2 separate regions of the Mus musculus genome follow, and region 1 is linked to region 2. A link is a loop called in an ENCODE intact Hi-C map of the cell type or tissue named here. Cell type or tissue: heart. All regions are shown on one strand.

Region 1 (8,000 bases), 180 kb before region 2:
CTGCTCTTGCCAAGGATCTGGGTGCAATTCTCTACAGCCATGTGGTGGCTCTGTAACTCCAGTTCCAAGGACGTTCACTGCCCTCTTGGTGACCTCTGTGGGCACTGACATGTGATGCACAGATACACAAACATGGAAGCAGAACTCCCAGATAGAGAAAATAAAAACAAAAAATAAAGCTCAAAAATTATAGGGGCCACTGGAACTAAAACTAAAGTCCTGGGCTGGGTATGGTGGAACTTCTATAACCCTATCACTCAGGAGTTAGACAGAGGCATCTTGAGTTCAAAGCCAGCCTGGGCTACACAGTAAGACCTTGTTTCAAAAAATAAATAAATAAAACAAGGGTTGGCAGGATGGTTCCATGGGTAAAGGAGCTTGCTGTGTAAGCAAGCCTGCCAACCTGACTGGCCCTCAGAACCCACAGAAAGCTGAAATGAGACAGGACTCCAAAGATCCTCTGACCTTCATACGCATTGTCATTCTGTCTAACGAAACAAGGGCTGGAGAGATGGCTCAGCTTTTAAGAGGCAGAGGCAGGAAGACCTCTAGGAATTTGAGGCCAGCCTGGTCTACATAGCAAGTGCCAGGAGAGGCAGGACTACATAGAGAGACCCCGTCTCAAAAAAGTGGGTGGGTTACTGAGGCTGTCCCCCTGAATGGTAGAACTCTGCTGCACATGGTTCTAATCTCACTCCCCAGCACTACAAGACAAAATGGTGGTTGCCTGAGGTGAGGTGGGAGGGATCAAGGCTCAGGTAGGCCCAACCATTTCGCGGCACCTTAACCCTTCCATGTGCTCACTTGGCTGTTGCTCTGGCTCCGTCACAGTTTCCGGCTCTTCCTCCTGTGGAGTAGCTACTTGCTCTACCACCATCATCTCCTCGTTTTCTTTCTCTGCATAGCAGAAAGCAGGAAGAGGTCTTGGCCCCAGCTCTGGCCCAGTCCCAACCTGGCCCACTTGTACCCATCTTACCCTCTGGCCAGAGCGTGAGTGGCTGTAACCCCGTGTAAGTCAAAGATAGGTCCAGTCGCACCTGAAGAGACAAGGGAAGAGAGGCTGAGAGGAAGCACTTGCCATAAGAGAAAGGGGGAGACAGGTGGCCACTCACTGCCTGTACACAGTACCTGTGGGGTGAAGACATATTTGTAGAGCTTGAAGTGGCGGAAGTAGGTGTTGACCACATAGTCTGCCAGTGCCAGCAGCTGTTCCTCTTTAAAGAGGTCAATGCTGAAAGGGGGCCGCTGTGACGATAATCCGGGACGTAAGTGCCCTGACAACCTCCAGAAGCCTACCCAGCTAGTCTGCCAAAAGCAGCTGTCTAGAAGCAGGGCAAGCCCCAGGTGGCCTTCAGAGGAAGATGGTGGGAAAGAGAACAGGAATTTGGGCCCGATCTTGCCTGTGGTTGGGTGAAGGCTTCGTTTCAGGGTACTGACCCTGATTCCATGACAAAAGAGAACGCTGGTAAAGTAGCGGTAGCATTCCTCCACGTTGCCCAGAGGGGTAGCTGGAGGGAAACAAGGTGAAGCTGTCAGCCCGCCTACTCGCCTACTCTTCCTTCTGCTTTTAGAGCAGGAGATGGAGAATGGGGCAGACTTAGGAGTAAGTCCTGGTCGCTCTGTTAATTCACTCAGTAAACACCATATTCTCACTCTACACTTTTCTCGGCACTCAAAGACAGACAAGGTCCTTCCCTCAGAAGGATGCTTTGTTTCTGGTCGGAAAGTATAGAACTAAAGTTGGCCTCAAACCAGCGGCATTGCCCCTGCCTCAGCCTCCTGAATGCAGGTGTGTCAGGCTTGAGCTACCACACGCGGCATCATTGGGAAGGTACTTTGTTGTTGAGACAGGGTGTCACGTGTCCCAGGCTAACTTTGAACTTCTGACTCATCTGCCTTTTAGGAAAGAAACTTCCTAAGTGCTAGGATTATGGATATGTGCCACCTCACTTGAGTACACAGGGTTGGAAGTGAACCCAGGATTTTGTACTTAGGCAAGCACTCTACTAAGTGGGCTATATCCCCAGCCCCCTATTTAGATACTTCTCAGAACAGACCCATAATATTAGTACTATGTGTTTCATTTCTTAATAAGGGAAGCTCTCAAAGGTGATAAATGTGGTACATTAATACCACCTATGGTGGAACACAAATCCCAGACTGCAGGTTCCCTACTTTAGTTCTCCACGGTCACTTCTGCCAGCCCAGCCTCCTCTCCTAGGGCTCAAACCTTTTGGTGGCTACCTCCCTCTCCTCACCAACACAGGCCTTGTGAAGATCTTGGAGCATGGCACAGGCTGCTGATGTCTGCTCTGGTGAAAAGCCCTGCTGGCGGCAGAAGATAAGTGCGTGGGAGAAGAGGTCCAAGATAATGGCATCCCGCAGGCTCTGCTCAGGAAAGCCAAGCTCCAAGAGCTCAGCAAGAACCCTTGGGGGGGGGGGTGGAAGAGGCATGAGTGACAGACAGCAGGGGTTCGCCCGCCCCCCACCTCACCTTAGGATTTATTTCTATTATATGGGTAGTTTCCCTGTATATGTGCAACACATGCTTTTCTGGTACCCATGGAGACCAGAAGAAGGTATTGGATCCTCTGGAACTTGAGTTATAGACTATGTGGATGCTGGGAACCAAACCTGGGTCCTCTGGAAGAACAGCCATTGCTGTTAATGGCTGAGCTGCCTCTGCAGCCCTGAACACAAGCCTCTTCTCGTCTCCATTGCCTGACACTCACTCTATACTTTAAAGTTTGTCATTTCTTGTGTCTCCCCTCCCAAGAGTTCAGTCTCGCCCAACTCAAACCCATACTCTCTCATCTTTTCCACAGTGGCTGCCTTCTCCAGTCTGTGCATAGAATGGATGTCCAGGTATTTCCTGTCAGGAAAAGATGAGACAAATCACTGGTGGTTCATACAACTTCCCCGATGGGGCTGCAACTTGGAGAGTTTCAGTGGGGATCAGGAGCTGAGACTTGGCGAACTTGCTAAGGAACCTTTAGCAAATCATTTCACTGTCAACGGGGAACATCATGGTCTAGAATCCAGTCTGTAGATTTAGCAGATTTTTTTTTTATTTATAAACCCACTGATTAGAAAAGAGTTGTGCCAGGTAGTGGTGGTACACTCACTGTACCCAGCACTGTGAGGCAGAGGCAGGCGGATCTCTTGAGTTTGAGGCCAGCCTGGTCTACAGAGTGAGTTTCAGGATAGCCAAAGCTACAAGGAGAAACAATGTCTTGAAAACCCCCCAAAAAACAACTTTGAGTCCTTGTCTTGCTCTGTGTGACCTTGATGAAGTCCCCTGGGCCTTGGCATCGGTGTGCACAGTGCTCCATCATTGCAGCTGTGTACATTCCTGCCTTTGCCTCCCTTCTCACACCGCCACTTTACACTGAGGCACCTGGCACGCTGGTGACTCGTTACCTTGAGCACTTCTCAGTCTCATCTTTGTAAAACTGGAGAGCCCTGGCTGGACAGGACTGTTGAGGACACCTTACAGGAGTAATACAAATGAGAAGTGTAACTTTTCCCCTGGGCTCTCCACACTCACCACATACAGATCCGGGGCTGGGGTAGTGGTGGCTGCGGAGAGAAGACAGATTATGGGACAAATAGATACGACAGTATGTATCCCCTAGTCCCTAGTACCTCATGAATTTCTAGCAGGTCTGAGTGTGCTATAATTTTAACTATAGCAAAATAGGTAAAACCGGGCTTCGGTGGGCTCGAAATACTATTTAGCAGCCTATTTACAATCAAAGCAACTCCAGGAAATTCCCTAATGTTGATAAACGTAATGACTGGCGGCACCTTTTTTGGGAAACCTAAGTATTCACTAGAGGACAACTCTGTCCCGCCCTCACCGGGAACAAGTTGGCTCCAGGATCTTCAGCCACTTCCACAGGGCTACTAGTGGCTTCTGCGGGCGACTCGGTCTGCATGTCTGTTCCGTTCCTTATGGCCGAGCCGTCCACCGAGCTGGGACTCCTGTCCAGTTCCTCCTGCAATTTGGGAGATTGTTCCGACTCCATCTGCACCTTCATTCCCAGGCTCTGGCTGGAACTGGGGGTAATCATCTCTTCGTCCTTCTTAGCCTCAGTCAAGGGCTCTCCAGCCTGGGCTCTGGGACAGCCAGCTCTCCCACTGCAAAGCCCGGTCCTGCCCCTTCTAGTGTTTCTTCAGAGGCGGTGAAGCGAGAGGCAGCCAATCCGCAGAGGGCGTCTTCCCAACTTGTCTCCCCGGTGACCGTTGTTAAGGAAAGTAGAAAGTACAAGCCCACGCCAATCATTGAAAAGATAGAGCGCATGCGTAACGAGTTGCACGTGCCTCTTAGAAGTTGCTTGTAAGGGTGCTTTTGAGGGTCGGTCTTTTTAAAGATTTAATTTAAATCTTTAAAAGATTGTGTTTGTGCGTGCGTGTGCGCACATATGTACAGGATGTTCGGGAGGGCTCCGCGGAGGCCAGGAGAGGATGACGGATCCTCTGGATCTGGAGTTACAAGGGGTCGTGTACCGAGTACCCCGAACAGCAGCAAAGGCTCCACCCCTCCATCTCCTAGTGCAACTGCGGGGTCAGTAACTATGGGAACCGCCTGCTGGCCAATCATTAAGAGAAATACAGTCCGTCGCGGGGTTGGAGGGGTGGGACTAAAAGACTCGAGAGGAGGAACCAAGAGCTACCAATAGAAACAGGAAATAAGTTTCGCCACATCCGGAGCGGCTCTGACGCCTGCGCTGTGCGTCTGGCGGCCGGTGACGTCCGGTGAAATCCAAGATGGTGGCGCTTGGCTGACCCTACGGTAAGTGCGGACCCCCGTCCGGCGGGGGCGGGGTCCGGGAGATATGTCCAGGGGGACGCTCAGGACTGCGGAGCTCCAGACGCATCCACAGCTCAGCTCTCTGTTTTCTGCAGGTGACGGAAGTGCCGCCTCCACCCGCCTGCCAGCCCCGGAGAGCCCTGAGTTGCCCCTCCGCCACCGCCGCTATGTCTGGCCTCAGCAACAAGCGCGCCGCCGGCGACGGGGGCTCAGGACCCCCAGAGAAGAAGATGAACCGCGAGGAGAAGACCACGACCACTCTAATCGAACCCATTCGTCTCGGCGGCATTTCTTCCACGGTTGGTGGGCTTTTGCGAAAGTCACATTTGGCCTGCGCCCAAAGTGTTTGGAATCTTGTGTGTGCTCGTGTGTATATACACAAACCGGGTGGTGAGGGTGGGTGTGCCAACGGCGTGAATGTGATCAGAGAACAACTTTACGGAGTCCCTTCTGGCCTTTTACTTATGCGCACATATGTTCCCGTAAGTCCTGTGTGATGTGTCTGAGTTGGAAACAGGTAGGGGCAGGAACGGAATGTGAAGCTCTCATGACTAGCATATTCTCTTTGCAAGTGTCTGAGCCTTGCTATATACCTCTCCCCTTTCAGTCTAATCCTTGTCCTATTGTGTGTCAGTGATGGTTCAGGGTCCTGCCCGACACTCTGCCTCTTCCCTTCTGGTAGGAGGAGATGGATTCCAAGGTACTGCAGTTCAAGAACAAGAAGCTGGCGGAGCGGTTGGAGCAGCGGCAAGCCTGCGAGGATGAGCTCCGGGAGAGAATTGAGAAATTGGAGAAGAGGCAGGCCACTGATGATGCCACACTCCTCATCGTCAACCGCTACTGGGCCCAGGTGGATGCCTGAAGAGCGAGCGTCCTACTGGGAGAAGCCCTGAGGCATTCCTAACCTCTTGTTCTTTCTTCTTTCAGCTGGATGAAACTGTAGAAGCCCTCCTCCAGTGCTACGAGAACCAGAGGGAACTGTCTTCAGGGACAGAGGTGCCTGGGTGCCAAGAGGGCCTGACCCGTGATGTGATCCCTCGACCAGACCCAGGGACATCAGATCTGAGGGGTAGGACCAGGGCCCTGGGGAGCTTATGTTCTCAGAAAGGTTTTGAGGAGGAGGTGACTTTGATGTGGGGCTACCGAAATGCCCGGCACTTGGGAAGCAGAAGTTGCTGTCCTGGAACTCACTTTGTAGACCAGGCTGGCTTCAAACTCAGAAATTTGCCTGCCTCTGCCTCCCGAGTGCTGGGATTAAAGGCGTGTGCCACCACGCCCATCGTGAGACTCTGTCTTAAAAACATGGGTTTTTTGTTTTTTTTTTTTTTTTTGGTTTTTTTAATATTCTTTTTTAATGGAATGAACAAAGTTTTAGAATCTAATTGGATTTTCATAATCCCAGCCTTCTGAAAAGTAGAAGCAGAAGTCTTTCTGTTTATCAATTAATTCATTTATTTTGGTTTTTCAAGACAGGGTTTCTCTGTGTAATGTTGGCTGACTTGGAACTCACTCTGTAGACTAGGCTGGCCTCAAACTCAGAGTGTGCTGGGATTAAAGGTGTGCGCCACCACCACCCGGCAGCCATGGAATACCAAGCAGCTTATTCTGGGACTTGGTAGAGGTTGATGGTCCCTGCTGTGGCCTTTCATTCTGATGAGGATTCTCTGTCCCTTCCAGAACCGCTGCCAGTGCAGTTTCGAGCCCCTCTCAGTGAGCCGGCCTTGGCTTTTGTGGTGGCACTGGGCGCCAGCAGCTGTGAGGAAGTGGAGCTGCAGCTGCAGGGTCGGATGGAATTCTCCAAGGCTGCCGTGTCTCGGGTGGTCGAGGCCTCGGACCGCCTGCAACGGCAGGTGGAAGAACTCTGTCAGCGAGTATACAGCCGGGGTTAGTTCTGTGGACCCTACCCTGAGAAATCCACCCTGGCCTGCGTTGTTCAGAGTCCCCAGTAAATGTCAGCCTTGTTCTTGTTGGGACAACTTAGTTCAGACGGGGATTTCAGCTTTAGTTCCTGAAGTGGGGCTCTAGAGAGACGGCTGGAGGAGCTGTTGATGCTGGCAGGGTCACAGCCCTTCAGCAGGAGGGCTCTCTGGAACTTTGCACCAACCTCAGGGGTAGCTATTGTCCCACTACACTGAGAGGCAAGTGCCCAGGCTTTTTGAGGCAAGGGGTTTTTTCCTCCTGCCCTTAATTCTCCTCCCTAGTGTCCATTTTCTTGGCTGAATGGTCCCTCTGTGAGCTAGCTTAGTCTGAGTTTGTCATAAGCAGTTGGTGAGATAGCTGGTGCATAACACTGAGCACAGAAACTCCAGGATCAACTAGTTCTTCCTTGGTTATCCAGGGACTCCAGGATCAACTAGTTCTTCCTTGGTTATCCAGGGACTCCGGGATCAGCTAGTTCTTCCTTGGTTATCCAGGGACTCCGGGATCAGCTAGTTCTTCCTTGGTTATCCAGGGTTTGGCTCTCATCCAGGCTTTGCATTCCCAGGGGACAGTGAGGCCCCTGGGGAGGTGGCACGGGTGCGCACCCGGGAGCTAGGCAGAGAGAACCGTAGGCTACAGGACTTGGCCACTCAGCTGCAAGAGAAACACCACCGCATCTCGTTGGAGGTAGGAGTTGGGCTTTGGGTGCGGTTAGAACTTGGGCAGGGTTTGGGTTTGCTATCCGAGGACCTCAGGAAACAGGCCACTGTCCACTGCCCCTAGTACTCTGAGCTCCAAGATAAAGTGACATCGACAGAGACCAAGGTCCTAGAGATGGAGACCACAGTGGAGGACCTGCAGTGGGACATTGAGAAGCTGCGCAAGCGAGAACAGAAGCTCAATAAGCACTTGGCAGAGGCCTTGGAGCAGGTACGAGAGTGGATGGGACCAAATTGAGTACTTGGGGCCCCGGTTTCTGCCCTTTGCATCCACTGTGTCTTCTTTCTCTGCAGCTCAACTCCGGCTACTATGTGTCTGGGAGCTCCACAGGCTTTCAGGGAGGCCAGATTACACTCAGCATGCAGAAGGTAAGCAGCCTCCTCCCCCTCCCCTCCAGGTCTGCCTCGGACTTTCCTGAGGGCAGGCATCTTCATCAGAGTCCGTTTCCTGGCATTGCTGCACATTTTTTTTTCATTCCTTTCTACACTTGTTTATTAAATAATTGCAGAACTTAACTGCTAGGAGCTAGGCGGGCTGAAGAGGACGA
Region 2 (8,000 bases):
GATCATTTGCTCCCTTCCATTCCCGAAAACTGTCTCAGCTCTGAGATGATTTAACATGGTTGCATTTCTCACCGTATACTAATGGAGGACATATACTAATGGCCCCTGCCCTTCTTCCCACAAGTTCTAAATGACCTTTCTTCTGGTCGACTGAGCTGCGGCCAGTCTGTAAATGTGCTCGTCAGAGTCATGTGGAGGGGTAGAAACCTGGGCTTGCCATGTTGAATGCGCACAGAGGTAGAGCTAACAGAAGCTATGTGTTTAGGTGCCAGACCTTAGGGAGCAGTACCAGCAGCCCTGATGTTGCTGTTCACTGTCAGGGTAAAGTAAGGATGGGTTTTCAAGAAAACCGCTGTATCCAAATTTCTATATCAAAATGTACTTTTAGCTGGGCAATGGTGATGCACGCCTTTAATTCCAGCACTTGGGAGGTAGAGGCAGGCAGATTTCTGAGTTTGAGGCCAGCCTGGTCTACAGAGTGAGTCCCAGGACAGCCAGAGCTATACAGAGAAACCCTGTCTCAAAAAATAAAAACAAAAGTCCTTTTAGTATCTGGAGAGCTGGCTCGGTGACTGCTCTTCCAGAGGACCTGGGTTTGAATCCTAGTACCCACATGGTGGTTCACAGTAGTCTGTCATTCGAGTCACAGAGGATCCCTTTTTGCTTCCTTGGGCACTGTACATATGTGGCATATATACAGGAAAAACACCCATACCCCTAAAAAAATGTAGTCAGGCAGTGGTGATGCATGCCTTTAATCCCAGCACTCAGAAGTCACAGGCAAGTGGCTGTCTTGAGTTCAAGGCCAGCCTAGGCTACAGAGCAAGTTCCATGACAGAGAAACCTTCTCTCCCTCCACCCCAGTCCCCAAATAATAATAATTTTTTTTTCTGTTAGTCACTATATAAGCCAGGCTTATGTAGTGGTATGGTGGCCCACTGTGTAGTCCCAGTACATTTGAGGCTAGCCTAAGCTAAATATTAAAATTCTGTCTTAAAAACAAATTTCAAATAAAGAGTAATTCTAATGGAAGCCTAGCAGTGCATTCTTGTGATCCTAGGGACTGGGGAATTTGAGGCAGGAGAATCAGGAATTAAAGGCAAGCCTAGGCTACTTGGAGACAGTTGTCTCAGAAGGGAAATGAGGACACAGCTCAGTGGTGAGGGTTCACTCTACATGCGTGAGGTCCTATGTTCAGCATTCCCCCCCAACTCCCAACACACACACACACAGAGTTTTAGCACTGTGCAGATGTCATATGCCACAGCACAGTTTTGGCAACTTACCTTGGACTGTGATGTCTGGTGATGTATTTTTTAGAGCCAGGTTACTGCCTGGCAAGTGACTATGGTATTGTTATAAAATGAGATAAGAGTGTGAGTCAGCCCTGGCCTGGGGTCCTAGCTTGCTCTGTTATTTTGTAATCAGGTGCTCTGGGGTCCTGGCTCTGCTATTTTGTAATCATGTGCTCTGGGACAGGTGTTCTCATCTGTAAGCAGAAGTGATTAAATAGAAATGTGGCTTCCTTCTTACATTTTTTTTTAAATTTTAAATTATATGTATATGTTTGTGTAGGGGGTATGTTCACATGAGTGCAGGTGCTTACATAGGCCAGGGGTGTCAGAATGCATACTGGGTCCTGGGAATTGAACTCAGGTCTTCTGGAAGAGTGGTATATGTGGTTAACTACTGAGCCTCAAGGCTTGGCTTCTTCAAGTGGAGTTAAAGGCTCAGCAGTATTATCACAAGAGAATTTGGAAGGAAAGTAAATCTAAGATCTTGGGCCTTGTGCAGTTCTGGGCTTGCTGCAATTCTGGGGTGGGGCCAGCAGTCCACCTCAGGGACTTAGGCCAGTAGTGTGGGGGTAGGAGGACTCTGAACTCTTTCCCCCGGAGATAGGGGAGGAGGCTGCCTCTGGACTCACTCTGCAGTGGCTAGCAGTCTCTTGAGTGTAGGTCATCCCAGTAGGGTTTTGTGGACAGAGCCACTTGTGGAATGTAGCCTCAGTGAAGCTGAGACAACGGTGGGACTCAGAGAGATGAATGCTGTATCAGGGAGTTAGCCAGGCCTTGGTTTCTATTGCTGTGATGAAACATGAAGTCCCCAGAGGCCCTCGGGGAGCAAAGGATTAACTTCATCTTACAGCTTAGAGTTCAGTATGGAGTCAGGGCAGGACCTCGGGCAGGACGGGGAGCAGAGCAGAGGCCATGGAGGTTCACATCTTACTGGCTTGCACGGCTTGCACTCAGTGGCTTGCTCGGCCTGCATGTTTATACTACTCAGGTCTACCTGCCCAGGGTGGCACTGCCCATAGGGTGGCACTGCCCATAATGAGCTGGGCCATCTCATGTCATGAATTGAACATGATATGAACATAAAAAATATATATATGCCCTCACAGACTAGCCTGCAGGTTAATCTGGTGGAGAACTTTTTTTGTTGTTGTTTTTTGTTTTTTGAGACAGGGTTTCTCTGTATAGCCCTGGCTGTCCTGGAACTCACTCTGTAGACCAGGCTGGCCTCGAACTCAGAAATCCGCCTGCCTCTGCCTTCCAAGTGCTGGGATTAAAGGTGTGAGTCACCACTGCCCGACAGTGGAGAACATTCTTAAGTTGACATTTTCTTTGCAGATGAAGACACACTAGCTTGTGTCAAGTTGACAAAAGAACAAAACAAAAAGCCTAACCTGCACACACCACCAGAAAAGGTCAGGTAGAGAAGAGATACTATTTCATTTGTGTTTGAGAATGCTTTTCTTGATACCAGAAAGTAGATCGGGCATTAGCACTCAGGAGGTAGAGGTGGGAGAATTGTTGCTAATTTGAGGCCAAGTAGGTCTACACAGGCAATTCAGTCCAGGCAGAGTTACATAGCAAGGGTGTGGGGAGGGTGCCTGCAGTCAGACCGGGTTCTGGTGCAGAACGAATGAAAGGAGTTCAAGCAAGCCTGTTGTTGAGCCTCTGTAGTCACGGGAGGGTGGAGGGTGCTGTTTATTGGATAATGGGTAAAGACACCGAGCATCCTACTAGGGACAGAGCATTGAGCAAAAGTTCCTGCTTGCTTGGAACTGCCGTTTCTATGGAGGGAGGAAAGGGTCAAAAAGCAAAAATGTATACAGTGTATCAGATCCCTGAGATGGGGGCTTAGGACTGAGGAATGTTGAGACTTGAGAGCTCTCCCGGAAGGTTTCCCTGAGGGGATAGGAGCAGGTCAGCTGAGATGCCACGTGTTGCTGTGAAGAGCCAGTCATGTGGAGCAGCAGCAGTTGAGGAGACTCCCTTGTTGGGAGCAGGTGTAGGGCAGATAATGAAGACCACGAGGACAGGCTGGGAGGAGCGCTAATACTACTTTATCTGCCTAGGGCAAACTGAGAGTCGAGGCCGACTGCAGGGGGTGGCAGAACTTCGCCTAGCTGGTCTGGAGCTCACAGATGCCTCCCTGAGGCTCCTGTTGCGCCACGCTCCCCAGCTCAGTGCCCTGGACCTGAGTCACTGCGCCCACGTTGGGGACCCCAGTGTCCACCTCCTCACGGCTCCTACTTCCCCTCTTCGAGAAACACTGGTGCACCTCAATCTCGCTGGTAAGTGCGATCCCCCGTGTGAAGTCCCTGTCTACCGTGTGCTACCTCCTTAGCTGTCTAATCTCAACTGCTGCTGCCCCTTACGCAGGGTGCCACCGCCTCACGGACCACTGCCTTCCACTGTTCCGTCGATGCCCACGTCTTCGCCGCCTGGACCTACGCTCCTGCCGCCAGCTCTCACCTGAAGCTTGTGCCCGGTTGGCGGCTGCTGGGCCCCCTGGCCCCTTTCGCTGCCCAGAAGAGAAACTGCTTCTCAAGGACAGCTAGTTGGGTGCCGATGCCCCCTTCCCTTCCCTTCCCCAGGACTCAGCCAGAGAACCTGGACCTCTTGCCTTCATTTCACCCCCTGTTGGGAGGCCAGGTTATTTTCTTCATGACTTGGCACTCCTCAGTTTAATGACTTGGGATTCCTGCCCAGGGACTTGAGCCAGCCTTCCCTCTCTCCCACCTGCACTGATATCTCTGGGGGTCTTTGCTTCCCATCTCTCCCTTTCACCTGCTTCATTGTCCATCCCCTCTGGGGAGTGGGTCAAGAGGTACTGGGGAGGTGCTGAGCCAAAGGGATGGTGGGAGGGAGGGGCGGTGAAGGTGCAAGTCTGGAGTAGGGAAAATGAGGTGACATGGTATCTTGTACACAGGATACTGGGGGCTGGGGGAGGCGATGGATGGGTGTGGGGAGGGCAGAAATCAGACCAACAAGGGTTCAGGGAACAAAGACCAGTTGGGTGGGATGGGGGGCCAAAAAGGGAAAACAGAGGAGCAATTGGGGATCCGAGTGTCAAGACAGGGGGCGCTACAAGCCAGGTAATGCCAGGACTGGGGGCTGGGAGAGGAGCAGATGTGGGGATAGTACCCTCTGCGTAGGGTTGCCTCTCTCCCCTTCCCTCTACCCAGATTTCAGTTTTCCCCGACCTTGACTCCTTGAACGTCACTGAAAATGGCAGCTATTGCAAGGAGTAGGGGCCGCGGGTCTACCTGCTGTTAAGCTCGGTGGCCCAGGGGAGTGGTGAGGGGTAGCCCAGACCCCTGCCTGGCTCTCTACACAATACTTGAACATTCATCTGTACTGAAGTGTTACTTGAACCGGGGGAATCTCGGACTTGGGGGAGTGTGATGTGAGGGGACCAGCTTGACCGAGACTGGGCTATGGGTACCCAGTTTGGACTGTCCCACCCCTAGCTCTCTTGCATTACTGTCTTGAACAGCTCCACCCTTCACTTGAGTTGGGGTGGGGAAATGTCAGCTTAAAGATGGGCAAGATGGGACTCCTCCAGTTTGGCTCTTCCCATTCTTTCATCGTCATGGAAACTCGTGTCCCATTTGCCCAGGGAACTGCCACTCCTGGTTGCCATGGAAATAGCAGCCAATGGACACCTCCGGAAATCAGTGCTAAGACTGGAAACGGTCCCTCTTAGTTGCTGTGGGAACTTAGTAACAGACTCTTGGCACCTCCCCTCTTCCCACCCCTTTCCTTCTTCCAGTGTGGGGGTGGGGTCTCAAGAGCCTGAGGGAGGAGTCAGGTCTAGGTCCCACTCAACTTAGGCCAGGGGGAACTGGATTGTACTACATGGGGGTGGGGGGAGGGGAATCTATCCACATACCTCAGGTAACAGGAAGGTGCGCGGGTTGGGGGCGGGGGCTGGGCGGACCAAAGGCAGGAGGGGGGGCCTGGGGTTGGAGAAAGGCTTGACGGTGGGGCCGCTTGCGGGAGGGGAGGAGGCACCCCGGCGAGGGACAAGTGGGGCACCCAGCCGGGCTGGACCCCTAACCCCACAAGTCTGTACAATAAGGTTTGCTATAAAACTCAGAATCTAGCCGGGGCCGCTGACTTTTTGTGTCTGTCTGCGGTGTCGAGTCTGAGTGGTGGGTAGGGATGGTGGAAGGGGCTCCTTTGGTCTCTGGGAGGAAAATGGGCTTAATTTTCCTGAGATGACTGCTCAAAGAGGAGTGTGGAAGTCTGGACACCTGTGAATGTCCAGGTACATACACTGGGTGGTCTGAGGCCAGCAAAGTCCCAGCAAAAGCTGAGGCTGAGCATTCACGTCGTGGCCTGGGTTAGAGGGTCCCTTGAGATCTCTGCCCGTGGGCAGACTGCAGGGGTTCGTCTCACGGCTCCACCCAATCATGTGGTCACCGGGCTCCGCCCCTGCCCCAGTTCCTGTTTCGGCCCCTGGGCCTTCTAGACGCGTCCGTAACTGTTCCCGCTGGGTCTGCCTTGCCACCCAGGATGGGGTCCCACCCGCGCTTGGGCCGTCCCTTCTTGGGGATACAAGGCGCCTCGGCCCCTCCTTGACCATCTGCGCTTGTGGTGTAACTGCTCTCAGGATGAAGGGCGGCGAGGGGGACACGGGCGAACAGGCCCCGCTGAACCCGGAGGTGGACAGCCCCGCGGGCTCAGCCACGTACCGGGAGTTCGTGCACCGCGGCTACCTGGACCTTATGGGGGCCAGTCAGCACTCTCTGCGGGCGCTCAGCTGGCGCCGCCTCTACCTCAGCCGGGCTAAGCTCAAAGCCTCCAGCCGCACATCTGCTCTGCTGTCGGGCTTCGCCATGGTGAGGGGTGGGAGGGGGTACACGGGGTGGGTAAAGCACGTGGTGGGAGAAGTCAAGAAAATGGGTCCCCAGTACTGGACTGAATAAAAGGGTTTCTTTAGGATAAAAGAAGGAGCTAAGTCCCAAGGGACTGGAAAAACCCTTTATGTCGGGCACAGCTCTAGGAATATAAACAGACTGAAGATCGGTCCCAGAAATGCCGTGGAAGAAGGGAGTAAAGAGGTCAGCAGATGCAGACTGGTGGGGGGAAAGTCTGAAGTGGCTTAGTTACCAAGTCCTCGAGAGTTGAAAGGCAGTCAAAGCTGAATGAGAGCCTATATCAACCAGATCGGGGAAGGGGGATAGTGTATGTGAGAGTCATTTGACTGAAGGGCCCACCTCTCAGAAGGCACAGAGAATTGCCGGGAAAACTAAGAAACCATGAGGAAGCTGCTGGGGAAGGAAGCTGATCAGGGAGCTAGCAGATAAGTCTGATAAACTGCAGGTGTGGGAGGATAATGTCAGCTAACGGTCCCAGCAGTGGCCCCGGGAAGTGGAACTGAAGATTCCAGAGTGTGGCCTGCAGATGTGTCCTGGTTCCTCCCTACTTAGGGCCAGCTGTGCGGCCCCAAGTCGACATCCACTCCAGTTGCCATCTTTAGGAAGTTGTGACATCATAGAAGGTGCTGTCTCTGTGGTCTGCCAAGCTTTTGTCCAGGAGGATGTGGGATTCTTATGGAGACCCCCTAGAACTAGGTGTGTTAGAACAAGCTCCGCTTAGCAAAGGAGGCTCTTCTAGAACAGTGTGCTATCTAGACTACATGGAAGCTGCTGTTTAGACAAGGATGCTCCGCAGGGTATGGGTGTGGAGTGAAGCTCTGCTAGTTTCAGTTTTCTTCACACTTGGGGGGAGGGCACCCTTCATAATGTACCCTTGTGTAAATAGGCCTTGGAGGGAGCTAAGGTGAGGGCATATAAAAGTAACTTAGGTCAATACCTCCCTTTTTTCTGCAACCTCAATATCAGGACGAAAGAATCTGTAATCTTAAAGGTTGCTCTTGCTCTGTTGCTTGTAAGGGGCCCAGATTTCCCCCAAACAGCCCCATAGTTCCTGAGGACATTTGACTGAAAGGAATCAGCACCACAGAAAGAAGGGCACAGCAGCTTGTGTTTGAACCACGTGGCTCCGCCTGCTTCTAAAGGAACAGTACAGTGTGCAGCAGAAGTTGCAGAGCAGATCGTTGTGGTGTCAGTGTGAGAGGGCTTTCTCTGAGGAGCAGTAGGCTGAATGTGTAGGTTCTAGGACCGCCCCCAGTCCTGACAAAGAACCCTGGGTTGGACCCTGGGAGACACCAGAATTAAGCCTGGCCCAGATCCCTGTTTGTGAACACACCTGCCTACTATCTGCGGTGGCCCAATTCCCCAAAATACTCAGTTTTATTTTTGTAAGTACCACTGTATCCCTGCACCACAGTAATCTCGGGATCTGTAAGAAATGGGCCGGGCGTGGTGGCGCACGCCTCTAATCCCAGCACTCAGGAGGCAGAGGCAGGCGGGTTTCTGAGTTCGAGGCCAGCCTGGTCTACAGAGTGAGTTCCAGGACAGCCAGGGCTACACAGAGAAACCCTGTCTCCAAAAACCAACAAACAGAAATGGGAGATATCTTCCTAAACCCAGGTGGCCTGAAGTTAAAACATACAAATCATATTCACAGGCTGTGAATCTAGCCTAGTTCTAGTTGGTAGAGTATTTGCCTACCATTCAGGAAATCCTAGGTTCAATTTCCATTTAAACAACAACAAACATGGTATAGCGTATAGCACACCTATAATCCCAGCACTTGAGGTAATAAAAAAGAACAAACAAGGTTGTTCTTGGCTATACAGAG

The links. Peaks named below come from ENCODE experiments on the same cell type or tissue, not always from the same donor. Only the 100,000 strongest peaks of a DNase experiment are listed, where the experiment ranks them.
Region 1: it touches region 2 in a loop (2.7-fold over the local background); 2 of 42 quality-filtered maps call a loop at or near these places.

Annotation. Positions count from the first base shown.
Region 1 is chr7:127,584,017-127,592,016 of GRCm38, forward strand. Ccdc189 (coiled-coil domain containing 189) reads right to left here and starts at 4,579. Exons shown (of 9, transcript NM_001033040.3): 1 at 3,861-4,579; 2 at 3,548-3,579; 3 at 2,807-2,872; 4 at 2,259-2,428; 5 at 1,438-1,508; 6 at 1,129-1,245; 7 at 977-1,037; 8 at 805-897. The coding sequence starts at 4,073. It overlaps Rnf40 (ring finger protein 40), which reads left to right and starts at 4,682. Exons shown (of 20, transcript NM_172281.2): 1 at 4,682-4,795; 2 at 4,909-5,112; 3 at 5,496-5,663; 4 at 5,741-5,882; 5 at 6,491-6,697; 6 at 7,299-7,420; 7 at 7,517-7,663; 8 at 7,747-7,821. The coding sequence starts at 4,981. In heart, no CTCF peak of the experiment used is centred here; DNase peaks (open chromatin) are centred at 4,225, 4,625 and 5,695; H3K4me3 peaks cover 2,747 bases; H3K27ac peaks cover 1,797 bases.
Region 2 is chr7:127,764,084-127,772,083 of GRCm38, forward strand. Fbxl19 (F-box and leucine-rich repeat protein 19) reads left to right here. Exons shown (of 11, transcript NM_172748.2): 10 at 3,362-3,580; 11 at 3,669-4,845. The coding sequence ends at 3,847. It overlaps Orai3 (ORAI calcium release-activated calcium modulator 3), which reads left to right and starts at 5,732. Exons shown (of 2, transcript NM_198424.3): 1 at 5,732-6,133. The coding sequence starts at 5,906. In heart, a CTCF peak has its summit at 4,415; DNase peaks (open chromatin) are centred at 3,788, 4,138, 4,918, 5,728 and 1 weaker place; H3K4me3 peaks cover 2,557 bases; H3K27ac peaks cover 3,390 bases; H3K27me3 peaks cover 353 bases.